Regions from separate parts of the Homo sapiens genome. Here region 2 is linked to region 1. The links are chromatin loops, found by intact Hi-C in ENCODE. Cell type or tissue: Calu3. All regions are shown on one strand.

Region 1 (8,000 bases):
GATAACTGAGTGAAATTCCTCTTTAGTCTCTGAATTCAACCAAAAGTAATTTGGTACATAAAGAGCCAGTTAGACTATAAGCAACCTTGGCTGCTCTCTTGAATGAAAACGGGGAGGCAGCAAATTACCCTGAAGCTGTAGGTTTCCTTGAAACATGAGGAGAAGAAATGACAGAAGGCAGGGTTATAAGGCTTCCCCAGAGACCATTCACAGAAGCTGCTTTTAGACAACCCACAAACTCCAGGTGTCTGATAAGAAGCAGAAAATGATAATGTCTGGGTAAAAGGCCAAAGAAAAGCTATAACAATCCAATATGTTTGGTCTTTCAAGGTACTGTAGATGAATTTTCTCAGTAGGCTAATGGTCTGGGATGGGGCTGCCTTTCAAAGACTGCAGGCAGACAGGCAGGTGGACAATCACTCATACTAGCAGCCTGCTTGCCAGCCTGCCTGGAGGCAGAGCTACGTTGTTAGCCACATACATTGCAGCAAGCAAAAATATAATAAAGCGACTTGCAAACTTCCCTTGGGTGAGATCTATCGTAGTTGAGCAAAATAAAAAGCCCCTCTGTGGATAAGGGCTTTTTTGTGTGCCACCCAAACCCCTAGAAACAGTAGGTCATGGGCTCTGAACTATTTTTAAGGGCAAAGTAGGTAGGTTCTTAAAAAGTGAAGAGGGGATTACACAAAACTTAATGGTGGGCATGAGTTTAGAAATTTCATGTATTTATGTTGTTATTCATCTGGTATGTATCTGTGCAACCTTTCTGGATATTAAAACACTAACATACTTTTAAAACTGTTAGCATCCATCCACTGCCCCAGGCCCTCCAGGGTCAGCTGGACTTCTTGGTGATCCAGTAACTAAAGGATTGGTGTCTGGAAGCACTGTGCCTGTGTCCATTAATTCATCAGTGCTCATGCAGTGCCAGTCATTAAATATTATGAATACCACTGCTGTGTGTATCTGTGCTAAAATCTTAGAGCAGGTGCCAAGTGGGTATGCCCACCGAGCTCTTAGAACTCTTTCCATTCAGGGTTTCCACCAAGGCTCATTCTGCCTTCTTTTTTGCTAAAGGCATTCCTAGTGGGCAGAGGGTAAGTCCACAAAGCATTACCCTTAAAATGAGTGTCATAGGCATTCTGTCCCTAGTATTAGAATCCAAGAAGTTCACTTATGCCAGGTAAACTGGGGTTAGACCCTGACTCCAATGATCTCTCCATGATGCCCCTGTTTGCTTTTGTTTTCTTTCCTTCTTACCCTACTTAAACTCAGGAGAGCTTGCTGGAATTTAAACGAAGCCAGGGAAGAAGTCTCTGATGCAAAGAAGCAGTCTTAGGGAGACAAATGGCCTTTCATATTCCCTGGGGCACTGCTTCAAAGCAACCAACACAGATGTACAACTTTGGAACAAACATGAATCACCAACCAGACACCAGCCCCAGTCACAGCAAAATTAGCGGGCAGACATCACAATACGTCCCACAGATCCAGGGAGTGAGGAGGGGTGTGGGCAAAGGGAAGGCTGAGGACAGGCTTAATAAGCAAAATGAATATACCACACAAACTGAAATACAATTAGGAAGAAAATGGAATCTACAGTAGCAGAAACAAACACATAAATAGGGCCATTATTTGTTTAGGGTAATTTTTGCCTCTGCCTTCATCAGGACACATATTTCACCTTTAGGCTGCTTTATATTTTAAAAAAATCATTATAAAAGAAATATAAGAATATTATATAAAACGTAGACAATAGAGAAAAGAACAACATCATTACTAGCAGTTTATTTTTTTCTCTTCTGAATATTTTTTCTCCTGCAGGTTTGGATCTTGATTTTTTTCACAAGTATTTGTTATGTGCTACAGTTTTCAGAATTAGCATTTTCCATGAGCTGCTTCATTCAGTTGCTGTATCACAATTTTCTCAAGCATTTTCTCTACTTTCACTCTTCATATTTGCAATTCTGAATAATGTTGCAGTTGATAACTTTGAGCTTGTAGCTACTTCAACATTTAAATGAGGTCACACAGAAGTTTCAGATAGATTAAGACAGGAAGTTACTCACAAGTTTCTGAATATTTGATTGTGACTTATACCTGCCTGGAAGGGGTTGCCCATATATACACGGCATTGAAAGTGGCCTTTTCCCTGGGTCCAAAGACCCTGCCAAGCCCTGCTCTCTGATCTTCAAGATTATTTATGTTGCCTGCTCACTTGGATCTGCCTTCTTCTCCCTGCCTCTGCCAATATCCCTGGACTGAATCAATTGCTCATCTGAGACCTAATGTTTTAACAGCCTTCTCTTGCATTGTATCTAGTGTTCTCAGCTCTTCCAGGCAGTGATGGTGGGTGATGGGCTGTATGAGAAGTGGTGCTTCCCATAACTGGAATGTCTTTCCCATTACAGTCTCCATTGAGCTAGTATCTTCAAAATTCAGTTCATGCCATCTCCCAGAGTATGCGCTCTCTGACACTGCAGTCCAGTTTGATTTTGACACATGCTCCTCCTCTGTGCTCTCCTAGATTCCTTTACCATAGTACTTTATCACAGTACTTGCAATTCTGTTTTAATTCTCTATTTATTTACTGCTCCCCAATACATTGTTATCTCCAAGCCAGAAGGGACTCAGTATTACTAAGTATTACTCATTCTTGTATCCCAGGCACCTGGGTCAGAGCCTTGTAAACAGTAGGTCTTCAAAAAATGTGGACAGAACCAACTAAAATATACTATAACTTACTGCGAAATGTTTCTCCAATCCCTCCCCTCTTTCTGCTTCCCTATACCCACCTCAGACCCCACTGCCTTGTGTTTCTGCTGTTTCCTTTAAATGAATCTACAGAGATGTGTCATTAATTTATTTGTTCGGCCTTGTGAGACAGTGATCTAAATAAAATAAGATACATTTTTTAGAAAGCACTGCTATGTTCTCCCTGAGCAAAACAAATCTGCATAGAAATATCACTGGCTTAGCTGTTTGAGATGGTCACATCTTTACACAAACTCGCAGGAGGAGAAAAGCCTTCTTATACCAGCTTGTGTCTGCCATCTTCTCATCTCTTCATTTTTCAATATGAGCAGGAACGTTCTCTGGCCCACAGTTATTCTCCTGGTGGTTTCTATTCCTGGGGAATCCTTGCAAAGCCAGCCCTGAGCTGGTGACACGTGAGCCAGCAGATGGCAGCAGACTGCCACACTGTCCTTAGGCTGCAGGCCCCAGCCTCCAAGCCCAGCAGGTGGGGCTGCTGGCAATTTTGGAGGGAGAAACATAACTGAAGCCTTATTCATAAGCCTGGGAGGAAAAATCAGGGATAAAGAAAAGAGCCACAAGGTGTACCATGAAACCTTTGATTAACCTAAGAGAAGCTCTACTTCCTAGAATTCAAGTTAAGCCAGGTGGTCGCAGAATTGCCTGCAATTGTCCCCAGGGTGGTTGTTTCCTGATCCCCAATTACTTGCACAAACTCCAATTTCTGTAACAAAGACTCATGAAGCAACATCCTAGGAATAATTCATTTCTGAACCAGAGGAGATTTTTCTTTCGCAACTTAGTCATTCTCTAGGTGAACCTCTTTGGCTTATTCTAACAAATAACCCGCTAGAAAGACTGCAAACTCCACAAAAGAGATTCAAATCCACAGGTCCGCAGAATGGTTCACTGCCTTTTGGGAGAGAGCTCTTGCTGTCTCAATTTTGCTTTTCTTTCTTAGAAATTACTCACTGAGTCTCTTTTATATCATTGAATTATAACAACTCTGGCAGGCTAATTCTTTTTGCCTCATTTCAAAGAAGAGAAAATGGAGGATCCAAAATGTGAAGCTTCATTTGAAAAATGTGAAGCTTCATTTGAAAACTGCTAAGGTGTGACCTCTTTTCATTACACCTTACAATCTGTGCCCTGACCCCTCAGATGTCCCCTTAGACTCCTTGATTCCAGAACCGGCCATGCTAGACTATACTCTTGTGTTTACTTATCTCTCTCACTCCACCAGATGGTGACCTCCTTGAAGCAGGAATGAAGCCTTCATTTAGTTTTGTAGTCCCAGGGCCTAGAGCTGAGTATCACACCAAAAGGCACATAACAAATATTTGTTAAATGAATGCAAAGATCTTATAGTTTTTTCTCGCATCTGACAAAAAGCCAGTTTCATTTGGATTAAAACCTCTGGCAGGTGATGACCTCAGTGGAGCTCTTAAAGGGAGTCACTAGGTTCTTCTTTCCGCATTCTCCCTTCAGTATCCCAGGAACTCCGTCCTAGGAGTTTTTGCTTACAGAAAATGTTTCTATAATAAGGTGTATGTTTCTGTATAGAGTGTGTGTGTTGTGGGGGTAGGCATAGTCATGAAAAAATGCTGTGTTTCTTAAAATTTCTATTGGAAAATATTCTCCTCGGTTGTACTCAGAAACTAACTGTATCGGGAGGCTGAGGCAGGAGAATCACTTGCATCTGGAAGGCGGAGATTGCAGTGAGACAAGATGCGCCACTGCACTCCCAGCTGAGCAACAGAGTGAGACTCAGTCTCACAAAAAGAAAAAAAAAGAAAAAGAAATGAATGTCTTCAAATGCTTGTCTATCATTTTAATAAAAACAAATAAATATTTATCCATTTACTTAAGTGATTATATTGGCTATCACTTCAAATGTACTATCTGATCCCTATAGACAGAGAAGTTTAACAGGCACATGTGTTTTTACCCACAATGACAATGACCCATCTTTCTATAATTAGTCACTGCAGGCTGCAGCCAGTCCTAATTTCTAATGAAGGACTAAGCTGTGAAAAACACAGCCAGCCTAATATAGAGCCCACGACCTAGACGAAGGCAGGCAGAACTCCTCTGGCCACAGCTACAGCAGAATATTACAGTTATGCCATAAGAATTCAGTTCCAAAGTCTATGACTTCCCTTCCACAGACTAGGAAGACGAACTCTGATGTTCAGCTCATCTGAAGTCTAGAAGCAGCTTCCATTGCTTTCTCTTCTTCCAGGGCCTTTGAAAATTACATTCATGGCAGTAATCCAAAACTGCTTTCTCCACAGAAAGGCTCAACCAGAGGTAGCACAGGAATGCTGAAGAGCTCTGAGATTCTAGGGATCCGGCTTCTACTTCCAGCTCTGTGGGGGAACTAACTGAAATGAAACAGGGGCTCCCTGTATCCTGCCCCCCACACCTCAGTCTTTTCCCACAGAAATGAAGTTGTGAGGTAGATCCCTGAGGTACAAGATTAGACAACTTGCAGACATTTTGGAGATAGAAAAAATGTTGGTTATCAAGTGTGGTTTTATGTTAATGGTGATGAGCATTCATTTACTCAACAAATATTTAGCAAGCACCCACTATGAAACAAGGCACTGTTCTCCGCCTGAGAATACAGCAGTGTATGGAACAAGGTCCCTGAGGGAAAGATAGACAACAAATAGGAAAGTAAGATAGTTTCAGATAGTGAGAAATACCATGAAGAAAATAAAACATAGTAGTGTGATAGAGACAAAGGGAATAATGTTTCTTTAGTTTGGGTAGTCAGCAGGTCCGCTCTATCCAGCCATGTAGGTTGTCTATTGCACTTCACCGGGAAACACCATCCACCTTTCTCAGGCGGTGTCATTTGAGTTAAGATCAGATACAGGTAGTGGTAAAACTTGTCCTTTAGTTCCTTCCTATCCTCATTTCTATACTTTAAAGAATTGAGTCAGATGATACTTAGGTTTGAATCTTTTTCTTATTTTTAACCCCAGTGCTAAGGGCCATGCCTATCACGTCTGATGAATAAACAAATGAACAAATGAATGGTTTGGGACCAAGGAATTTTTATAAACTCCCCTTGATACCCACCACAGACAGCACAGACGAACTTCAACAAGACTGACTGTGGGTGATACGGTGATACTCAGTCATCTCTTGCCCTGTACCCTAATCAACCCCTAAAAGTTAGCTCCATAAAGAAGAACTGGGGATGTGCTACCAAATACCACCTGCAGGGAGGGGCTAGAATGCCTTCCACAGGGCTCTAAGCCCAAAGGAGAGGCCCAATGACCACACACAGCAAAAATCATTCACATTCTTTGGTATTGATGTGGTGAGAGATGGAAATGCCACAAGTACTTCTCAATGTTCCTTTGTTAGAAAGCTTTAATTTTTGATGATAAATATATTTTGCAAATTATTTTACTTATTGATTGAGATCCTTTTTTTGGGTTGTAAACATTTCACTATCAAGAAATGGGTGAACAATGAAAAAAGAATATCAACACTTAGTTTCTCTACTGAAATTGTTAAGTATCATTTTTTAAAAGTTTTGTTTCAAATGCTTAGGAGTATATTTTAGTGTGATTCTTTGGTAATTTCCCATTGTGTTGTTCCTATGTCATACTATTTAATGCACAAGCAGAACAAGACCATATGTAAACATTCCCTCTTCATAAATATAGGAGCATTATTTCTAGCAAGCTTACAAAATGCTCTGTCTATCCCTTTCCAGGTAAAAAATGTTTCTCAGAAATAATAGGAATTACAAAGTATGTCTTTCTTTATGTTTTCTAATTATGGCTGAAATTTCACAGACTCGATTTCAAACTTTTATCTACTAAAACCCCTAAACGATGTTACAACATTTAATAGTAATTACCACTTTTTATAAAACTGTAATTCTAAGGAAAGGAAAAGTTCTCTAAAAGAGATTAATTTTGTGTGGGAATGTTTTCTGTATGTAGACATTATAAAGGGCCAGGGAGGGGGGTGGCTTTGCATTGATTCTGCCCCAGGGTGCACTTTGAGTATACAAAATATTCTACTCGCTCAATATTTTCCAGGCTACATTCTCCATTTTTTAAAGTTATCATAAGAGATCGTTAAATGCTCTATTAGTAAAATATAAATACTTTAATTCATAAGTTAAGTATCTCTGCCAATAAGACAATCTATTAATTAAATAAGATTTTTATTAAGAAATATGGTGCCAGCTTCCAATAGCTCAAGATCAATTAGGGAAATGAGATTGATCTGGGAAAACTAGTTTTTACTAAAGTAGTGATGGCTTCAAGAAATTGCTGCTTTCTTTTGTAAGTTCTCACCTACCATTTGAAAATCAGTTCTAGATATATGTTTGAAACCTGTATCTAAAATATTGCAGATAAATGGTCATTTAGCTTCTGTTTGTATATTCCAGTGATGGGGCCATAGTAACCACTGACATAATGAATTAAATTTTTGAATTGATTTAATTCTTCAAGACTTGGCTAGGAAACTTTAGTTTAATCTTTATCCCACCCTTCCCCGCCCCCTTAGTTTTCATTCCCTGCTCCCAACCACCTACTCACTCATTCTCCCTCATAGTAGTAAATGGAACCACCATCTACTCAGTTGTACAAACCAGAATCATCCATGATTTTACTTCCCTTCCCAACCTCCTTTCTCCTTTTCAGTTGACCAACAGGTCCTATCCACTCTATACAGAAACTGTACTGTTTTGTGTATCTCTGTTTCCACCACGGCATTAAAATCTCTCATCTGAACTGGAATAGCCACCCCATGGATCTCTCCACTTCCACTGTGCCCAACTCCACCCTCCAAACCTTCTCCACATAGCAAGAGCAATCTTTTAACACAATAATAAAATCATGTCACTGCCTGTAGGATAAAATCCAAACTCCTTGCCATGGATCACAAATTTTCACATAATCTAGCCCTTGCCACACCCCCCATCCTCATCCAATACCACACTGTGCCCTGCTCAGTGTGATTCAGCCTCAGAAGCTTCCTTTCTGTTCCAGAACATGCCAAATCCTTTCTCAATTCAGCAATTTTGCACGTGTGTGTTTTCCTTCCTGGTATATCTGCTTTGCTTTGAACAGTCCCTGGCTGGTAGAAAGTGCTACATAAATATTTGTCGAGTGAATGAATGAATAAATGTTGGTCTTTCTGTTTGTTTTCTCCTCTACTCTCTGGATGGCTGCCTTCTTCTCATTCTTTAAGCTTTAGTTTAAGTCATCTAC
Region 2 (8,000 bases), 160 kb after region 1:
GTCCTCCCCACCCCTCTTCTCTGCTTCACACAGGCAATCACCAAGTTCATTTAACCTTTACTTAGCAATGTTCTTCCAACCCAACAACCTCAGCTCAAGCTGTGGTTCCTCAGCTAGTCTCAGAATTATTGCCGTAAACTTTTTTTTATTATTTATTTTTATTATTATTATACTTTAAGTTTTAGGGTACATGTGCACAATGTGCAGGTTAGTTACACATGTATACATGTGCCATGCTGGTGTGCTGCACCCACTAACTCGTCATCTAGCATTAGGTATATCTCCCAATGCTATCCCTCCCCCCTCCCCCCACCCCACAACAGTCCCCAGAGTGTGATGTTCCCCTTCCTGTGTCCATGTGTTCTCATTGTTTAATTCCCACCTTTGAGTGAGAATATGCGGTGTTTGGTTTTTTGTTCCTGCGATAGTTTACTGAGAATGATGACTTCCAATTTCATCCACGTCCCTACAAAGGACATGAACTCATCATTTTTTATAGCTGCATAGTATTCCATGGTGTATAAGTGCCACATTTTCTTAATCCAGTCTATCATTGTTGGACACCATAAAAACCCTAGAAGAAAACCTAGGCATTACCATTCAGGACATAGGCATGGTCAAGGACTTCATGTCTAAAACACCAAAAGCAATGGCAACAAAAGCCAAAGTTGACAAATGGGATCTAATTAAATTAAAGAGCTTCTGCACAGCAAAAGAAACTACCATCAGAGTGAACAGGCAATCTACAAAATGGGAGAAAATTTTCGCAACCTACTCATCTGACAAAGGGCTAATATCCAGAATCTACAATGAACTCAAACAAATTTAGAAGAAAAAAACAAACAACCCCATCAAAAAGTGGGCGAAGGATATTGCCGTAAACTCTTAACTGACTTCCCTGCCACTAGTCTGGACTGTTCCAGATCATTTTGCATACTTCTGCCAGAGTAATCTTTGTAAGATACTTTTAAAAATACTGGCCTACTTGCCATTGACTGCCCTTTCAATACCCATAGGAGAAAGACCAAGCCCAACTGTATAGAACATAAGGAACTTCACAATTTTGATCCTACCTTTCTGGCTTTATCTTTTGCAATACGTGAATATAAAGAACAGGTACAGACTTATCCACTAGTCTCTGAACATGCCAAGCACTCTGTTCTTCCATAACTCCATGCCCTTGTACATGCAGGTCTCTCTCCCAGGCATAAGCACCTTTCTCTTCAAAGTCTGGTGAATTTCCACTCAGTCCTTTAAGACCTAACTGAAATATCACTCTTCTCAATTAAACTTCTCTCTTTAAACACCTCTATTATTATCTTTGTCACACTATATTGGTGTTATTTCTTTACAAGTCTACCTCCTCTACTCAACTACACACTGTGGTAGGAATTAATTGTCCTAGAACTTAATATGGGCCCTAAAGTTTTGAAAGAATTAGGATAAAGATGAGCTGGAGAATGAAATGCTAATTGGAAGGAACTAATGGTGGAGTTTGCAAAAATCAACATTGGGTTAAGGTTCGCAGAAACAAAGAGTCAAATGTGAAAATTCCACTGGCATAATAGAAAATTAATTTATACAAAGTAAAATGTGGTTATTAACAGAAATTATAAGTAAAATGTTATTTACTTAATCATAATAGGAACACTCATTCAAATTCCCTAATGATTATGACATAAAATAAGAGAGTGTGGGCTATCAGAAATGTAAAGAATAGTTGTGAAAGCAAATCATAGTAAATTCCCAGCCCTGGCCAGGTGGCTCCAAAACTCAGCTGACCCTTTACTCTACTCCACCTATCATCTCCTTTATGAAAATCTCAGGTAGAAAAGATACAAAATATTAACACCACACCTGACTGCGTGCTCTTCGAGGAATTTTAAATTAGCACGAAGGAAAGTGCTTCCCTTGAGAGCTATTCTGGCATCTTACACTCACATATTGCAATTGGTATATGAGGCCAAAGCAACATGCTTTTAATAAAACATGCTATAAACATGGGATGGGGTGTTTTTCATTACCCTGGTGATAATTCCACTTTTTTCCCATCGGAGTGGAGAGACATTGAACCCCACTGAGCTGATAAAATAGGCTCCATGAATCCCTATAGCGAGAACAGAATTAGCAGTGGGATTGCATAGGTTTCCTATCACAAAAGCCTGGGTAGCATTTTATTATTGAAGTTATCTGATTGCTTTGGTTCAAACGTTTTCCCCAATTCTTTTCTTTCTCCATTTTAAATCACAACAAACAAATGAAACAATAACACAACAAGCAGCAGCGTGGGATGAGCTCCTCATCATCAAAGACAGGTGCGCAAACTTGCAGTCAAAACATCTATTTTTTGACAAGGCAAAGCTTGTCATGATTCCCCATAACCTGTCAAGACCAAGGGAAATATGTACTGCATGCCCTGGATCTTCGTGCTGGTGCAGTTATAATGTATTCAGAACCAGGGAAACATTCTAGTCAGAGTACCCAGCCACTCTGTTTCCTACAGCAACCTATCATTTTGTTTTCATCTGCTGTCAAGTTATTATTTCCCTAGCTGCATGTGGGCCCTCTAGATCTCCCTTCTCCCAAAATAAAACTTCTCAGGTGCTCTGAGAGCTGCTTTCCATGAAGGTAAACGCAGGGTGTGCTGCTAGCTCATATTAAAACTTCCCCATTCATTAAATGTGCACCTTCTCTCATTATTAAGAGGACATTTAAATTTTCCTGTTTGCACTTCTGTCATAAAAATTCCATTTTTAACTCAATGACTTCTTCCAAGCCATTTCATCATTCAATGCTTTATGAAAAATTTGATGGTGTCTATTCCTCTAAGTCCCACTAAAATTGCTCTGTGTCCAATGTTAGCTTCAAGTCAGCCTAAGAACAGATACTTATATCTCAAACCTGTAGGTTCATCCACTTACTCCCTAATTCAATGGTTCTCAAATTTTAGTCTACATCAGAAGCACTTGGGGAGGTTGTTAAACCCGCAGCTGCCTGCAAAGACATTGACTCAGGAGGTCCTGGGTAGGGCACAGGGATGTGCATGCTGACAAGCATCCCCAGGCGATTCCGTTCTACACACTGGGGACCACTGCTGAGCCAATGAGAACAGAGCCTGGCATAGGTATATTTCCAGCCCCATCCTTACTAATCGTGATACTTGGTGCATCCTAACTGAGTGAACCAGCACATCCCTAAGTCCATCAAGCTAATCCCACATCCCCCACCATCCCTGCCCTAACTCTATGCATGTGACTGGCTGTTCACTTTGGTTTCTTGATCAGTACCTCTGTTTCCAACCAAAACAAGAACTATGCCTGTAACTTCAGCCCAATGCTTGGGACTCTGCCTTGTTCCCAGCAGAGAGAATCCCTTCCACTGTAGTGCTAGCCACAGTCTAAATTTCTACTAAAACCTAGACAGATCACCAAGTAGAATGAAGATACTATCACATACCTGAAAAAAGACTAAAAGCAGGCCAGACCTACCATATCTGATCCTCACTTCCACACCTGAGCTTCCAGACCCCTAGAGCATTGATTTGGAACAGCACCTACTTTGAGGGTTGATCCCTCAGCCCTTCTACTGGATGAGTTTCTTGGGGTCTAAACCAGAGTTTGCTCTGGTCCCCACCTGAGGAATTGTTCTTAATGTATTTCACTTTGTTGCTATGATGTCATTGGCCAGACTGAGGGTCATTATAAGAAAGATTCCTAAGAAGCTCTTTATTGTTAATACTGTAATAATGTTTGCAAGGGTGTTCACGACTTTACTCAATTTCCTCTTAATGAGAACGCATGGGGAGAAATTTCTGTCTGGTCTTGATACCAAATATAGATTTACTGCTTATGAGCGATTGATTTGCGTTTTATCTTCTGAACAATACATTTTGTAAGAGAGAAGGCTCCTGTTTTTTCACCTTTGACTGATAGGAAACAGGACCTACCTCCAGCATTATATTGTATGTTTTCAGTCACATTCCCAGCAACTTTGTCCCCACTTTTATTTTTCTATTTTCTTTCACCCCAACATGTACTCTCTTGTTATATTTTCTATCTCTCTTGTAAGAGGTATAATTTTTTAAATTGAATTAAGGCTTACCCTTTCTGTACTGACCGCATGGACCCAAGAAAATAAGATAACTCAATGGCTGAGGATGACAAATAATCCTATCAACAAGCGTGTATTATGTATACACTTCAGGCTGAGAAAAACTGCCACTCATCTGAGAGATTATGACATAACATGGAGTGTTCATGCTTAATATACCTACAATGTAGCTGAAGAAAGAAGACTGGCACATACAGAATAATACCATATGATACAAGTGTAAAGGTTAGGAACAAGGTGATATTGATGGTTAGCATTTCAGGAGTTTAACAATGAAGGAAATTAGTGAAGGGAGAGTTACAGATTTTCCAAAGAGTTAGTGATTTTCCAAAACAGATAGAACTTAAACCAGCACTTAGGTTATGGAGATAATTTAAGGTTTTTGTATTGATAGAATGAGGAGAAAAACATTCTGGGTCAAATGAGCGGCATGGAATGGAGGAGGTACAGTGAAAAGAAGGAGGAATTTGAGATGAAACAGACATGGATTTGGATCCTGGATTCCTGACCCTCTCAGAATACTTTTCCTCATTTGTAAATCAGTATAATAAGGTCTATGAAGAATCTTGGTTTTATAAAAATTAAAGATAAACTGTGGAAAACAGCGAGTACAATACCTAGCACCCCTTAAGCACTCAAAGGTTAGTCATTTCTATGACAATAGTGATAAGTCTGGAGGTAGGATTGAGTGTCCCTGGCATGCAGTTTTCATGCTCACTAGAATGCCTGCTATACTGTGAGGAGAAGTGGAAAAAATGATTATATAGTTAGGCTGGGGACTGATGGTGGGTGGTCTTATAAGTTAGCAGATAGCTTCAGACTTGACAGAGGAGGCACAAGCGAGCTATTTAAAGTTACTGAACAGGGCAGTGACATGATGAAAGCATTGTTTAAAGAAGATTAATGTGGCCACGCAGGCAGAGAATGAAGGAGAAAATACTATAGGCATGGACACTAACTAGAAGGCTGTTGTGGTAATAGGCACAAAGCAACAACAAACTGCAGGATGAGGGAGGCGGCAGAAGACTGCAAAGGAGAGACTTTGAAATACTTTGAAGAAAATATTTCTTTCTTTGGAGAGGATTTTGTGATTGGCTATGGAGGAGGGATGAATGAGTCAAAGGTCAAGCCTAATCATAGTAATTGTCCTACCCATTGCCTCCTGCTTGTCTTTATCTCCCACTAGATTCTGAACTCATACAGAAAAACCACAATTTCTGTCTTGTTCACAGATGCCTAGCATAGTATTTCAAACCTACATGATACTCATAATATTTTTAAGCAAATTTCATCAGTGAATAATGAATTAAATTTTGTTCTTGGAAAACAAATCAAATGGATAAATATATATTATTAATGACTACCACAAATATTTATTTATTGAGCCTTTCTACTGAGCGCTTTATAAGCACTGTATATATATATATATATATTATTTCAATCCTATCAAAATTCCTATACAGTAGATACTAGTACTATCTCCATTTAAAACTGACAAAATGAGGCACAACACATTGAGCCAATTTACCCAAGGATACTTAACTAGAAAATGACAGAGCCAAGATTCAAACCCATGTCTTCTGATGCCAGAGCCTATACACTTACTCAAGGAAATGGGAATGGGCCTTGGAAAAAGAGAAAGTCCTGTCAAAAGAGAAACAGAAGTAATGGAAACCAGATAACTTTTTTATACCTTGTACTTCATAAGAATTTAATCTTCATATCGATTCCACAGGTAGGTATTCACTTAGGTTTAAAATGCTCTCCTACTGTGGATAAGCAAGGAGCCCAGAGAGAACAAAGGAGGCTCCTTGTTCTCAGCCAGTAGAGGACAGTAGATGTGAAAAGCAAAATAAGCATAAAAGTCAATAGTAAAAGAAGACTGCAAAGTAGCACCTGATGAAGTATGCAATGAGGACCAGGTTAATCAATGCTGGGATTTGGGGAATGGGAGTGAATGCTATCATATTCCTTTGTTTTAATGCTCCTCTGATTTTATTTTCTTACTTCTTTCTGCATATGCCCTTCCAACTCTCCTTTTGTATTATAAGACTGTATAAAATATATTAGTCCATCTAAAGAGTATTTCACTAAAAGCTTCCTTTCCAGGAATCTGATGACATGTTAGACTAGATGACTTGTGAAATGAGTACATGCTATTTTAATGGGCAAAGTGGTGTTTTTGCAAATCCAGAGTATTCATAGCTACACACACACACACACACACACACACACACACACAGAGAGAGAGAGAGAGAGAGAGAGAGTTTTACTTTTCACTCCCGTGTAGAATGTTTTATAGTAAAGAAAAGATGGGCTTTTATATATCCACCTGTCGTGCAGAGCAAACTGTTACAACACTGACCAAATCTCTCCAGTACTACTACTATAGGCTGGACACTTTCTACTAGTTCATATTGCTACCAGGGTTCCTGATAAAACATGAAATTTCCTTTAGAATCATCAACAATATAGAATTGAATTGCTAATTCCATACATAGAATTTTCTTTATTTATTATATACACTTTATTCTACTTGAGAAATTAGTATAGATAGATGTTATTAGAATATATATTTCAATGAGATTTTTTAAACATTACTTCAAAGAGACTTATTTTCACTAAATTTCTTTTATAAGGTGAATTTTGTTGAAATTCTATGTGGAAAGTGTAGACCTCAGAATGTTTGGGACATGGAATATCATCTATGTAAGATTCTCAGACAAAGGCTGGTGGGACTTAACATTCAAGTGAAGAGGACCTAGCACTGAAGTTTTTGAATGAAATGGAGAACGTTGATAACAGAAGAGACATATGCAGTAGGTGAATTAATCTCAATTGATGCCAATGTTAGATGCCTTATCTCTTATGACTAAACAGCAATTTTTATGGGGGAAAAGGAAGAAATAGAGACTAAAATTGAATTTCCTCACATGGAGCAAAAGACCATGGAGAAAGCTTTGTAAAAGATGCAGTAGCCGTGAGTAAGTCAGACCACAAAAAATGGAAGAATGTTTTAGAAGTTCTGGACTAAGGACCAAATGGAAGATGGGAGATCTCTTTCTCATTTATACAACATGTTCTCACTTACAAGTGGGAGCTAAATATTGGATACACATGGACATAGAGATGGGAACAGCAGACACTGGAGCCTACTAGTTGTGGAGAGAGGGATAGGAGCAAGGGCTGAAAAACTACCTATTGGGTACTGTGCTCAAAACCAGGATGATGGTTCAGTCATACCCCAAACCTCAGCGTTATACAATATACCTCTGTGACAATCCTGCACATGGACCCACAATTCTAAAATAAAAGTTAACAAAGAAGAAAAGAAAAATACATTTAATATTTCAAAATAAAAATCTCCAACACTCTAATAAGCGATAAGAAGGCCAGAGTGTACCTGTAACACATGGTGACACCTTGATGTTGCCTCTAAGATGGGGCTCCTCAGCACCTGGGGACACACTGGCGAAGACATGCTTTTCCCACTTTGTTTTCTATAGACTTCCTATCATTTTTATTATAAACTCAGGCTATTTCTGCAATAACATCCAAACAGTAAAACCTTTGCTAATGTTTTCAATAATTATGTTTTGAATTTTACTCATGTAATGAAGTCTCTTCTTTTCCCTTTTTTCCCCAATACTACAATTCAAGTTATAAAGCAGTATCTTTTCACTTGGTAAAAAGATAACAATATTCTTAGACTGACTGGTTTTGTCAACGCATCTTATTTGCTCAGTTTTCAACAACTTACATTACAGGCATGTTCTATTGGTAGTGTCATGGTGATTTGTGGAATTTGGTTGGTAACACTTTGACACAATTTTTTCTGTATGAACTGGAATAACTTTCTCACTTGGGAATGGAAAATGCCATGGCACAAA

The links. Peaks named below come from ENCODE experiments on the same cell type or tissue, not always from the same donor. Only the 100,000 strongest peaks of a DNase experiment are listed, where the experiment ranks them.
Region 2: it touches region 1 in a loop (2.2-fold over the local background); 3 of 110 quality-filtered maps call a loop at or near these places.

Annotation. Positions count from the first base shown.
Region 1 is chr1:66,238,054-66,246,053 of GRCh38, reverse strand. All of the region lies in intron 3 of PDE4B (phosphodiesterase 4B), which reads right to left. Among named protein-coding and RNA genes, the nearest start is that of PDE4B-AS1, 190 kb to the right of the region's middle. In Calu3, a CTCF peak has its summit at 3,208 (motif pointing right); a DNase peak (open chromatin) is centred at 3,213.
Region 2 is chr1:66,080,185-66,088,184 of GRCh38, reverse strand. All of the region lies in intron 3 of PDE4B (phosphodiesterase 4B), which reads right to left. Among named protein-coding and RNA genes, the nearest start is that of PDE4B-AS1, 33 kb to the right of the region's middle. In Calu3, a CTCF peak has its summit at 3,477; no DNase peak of the experiment used is centred here.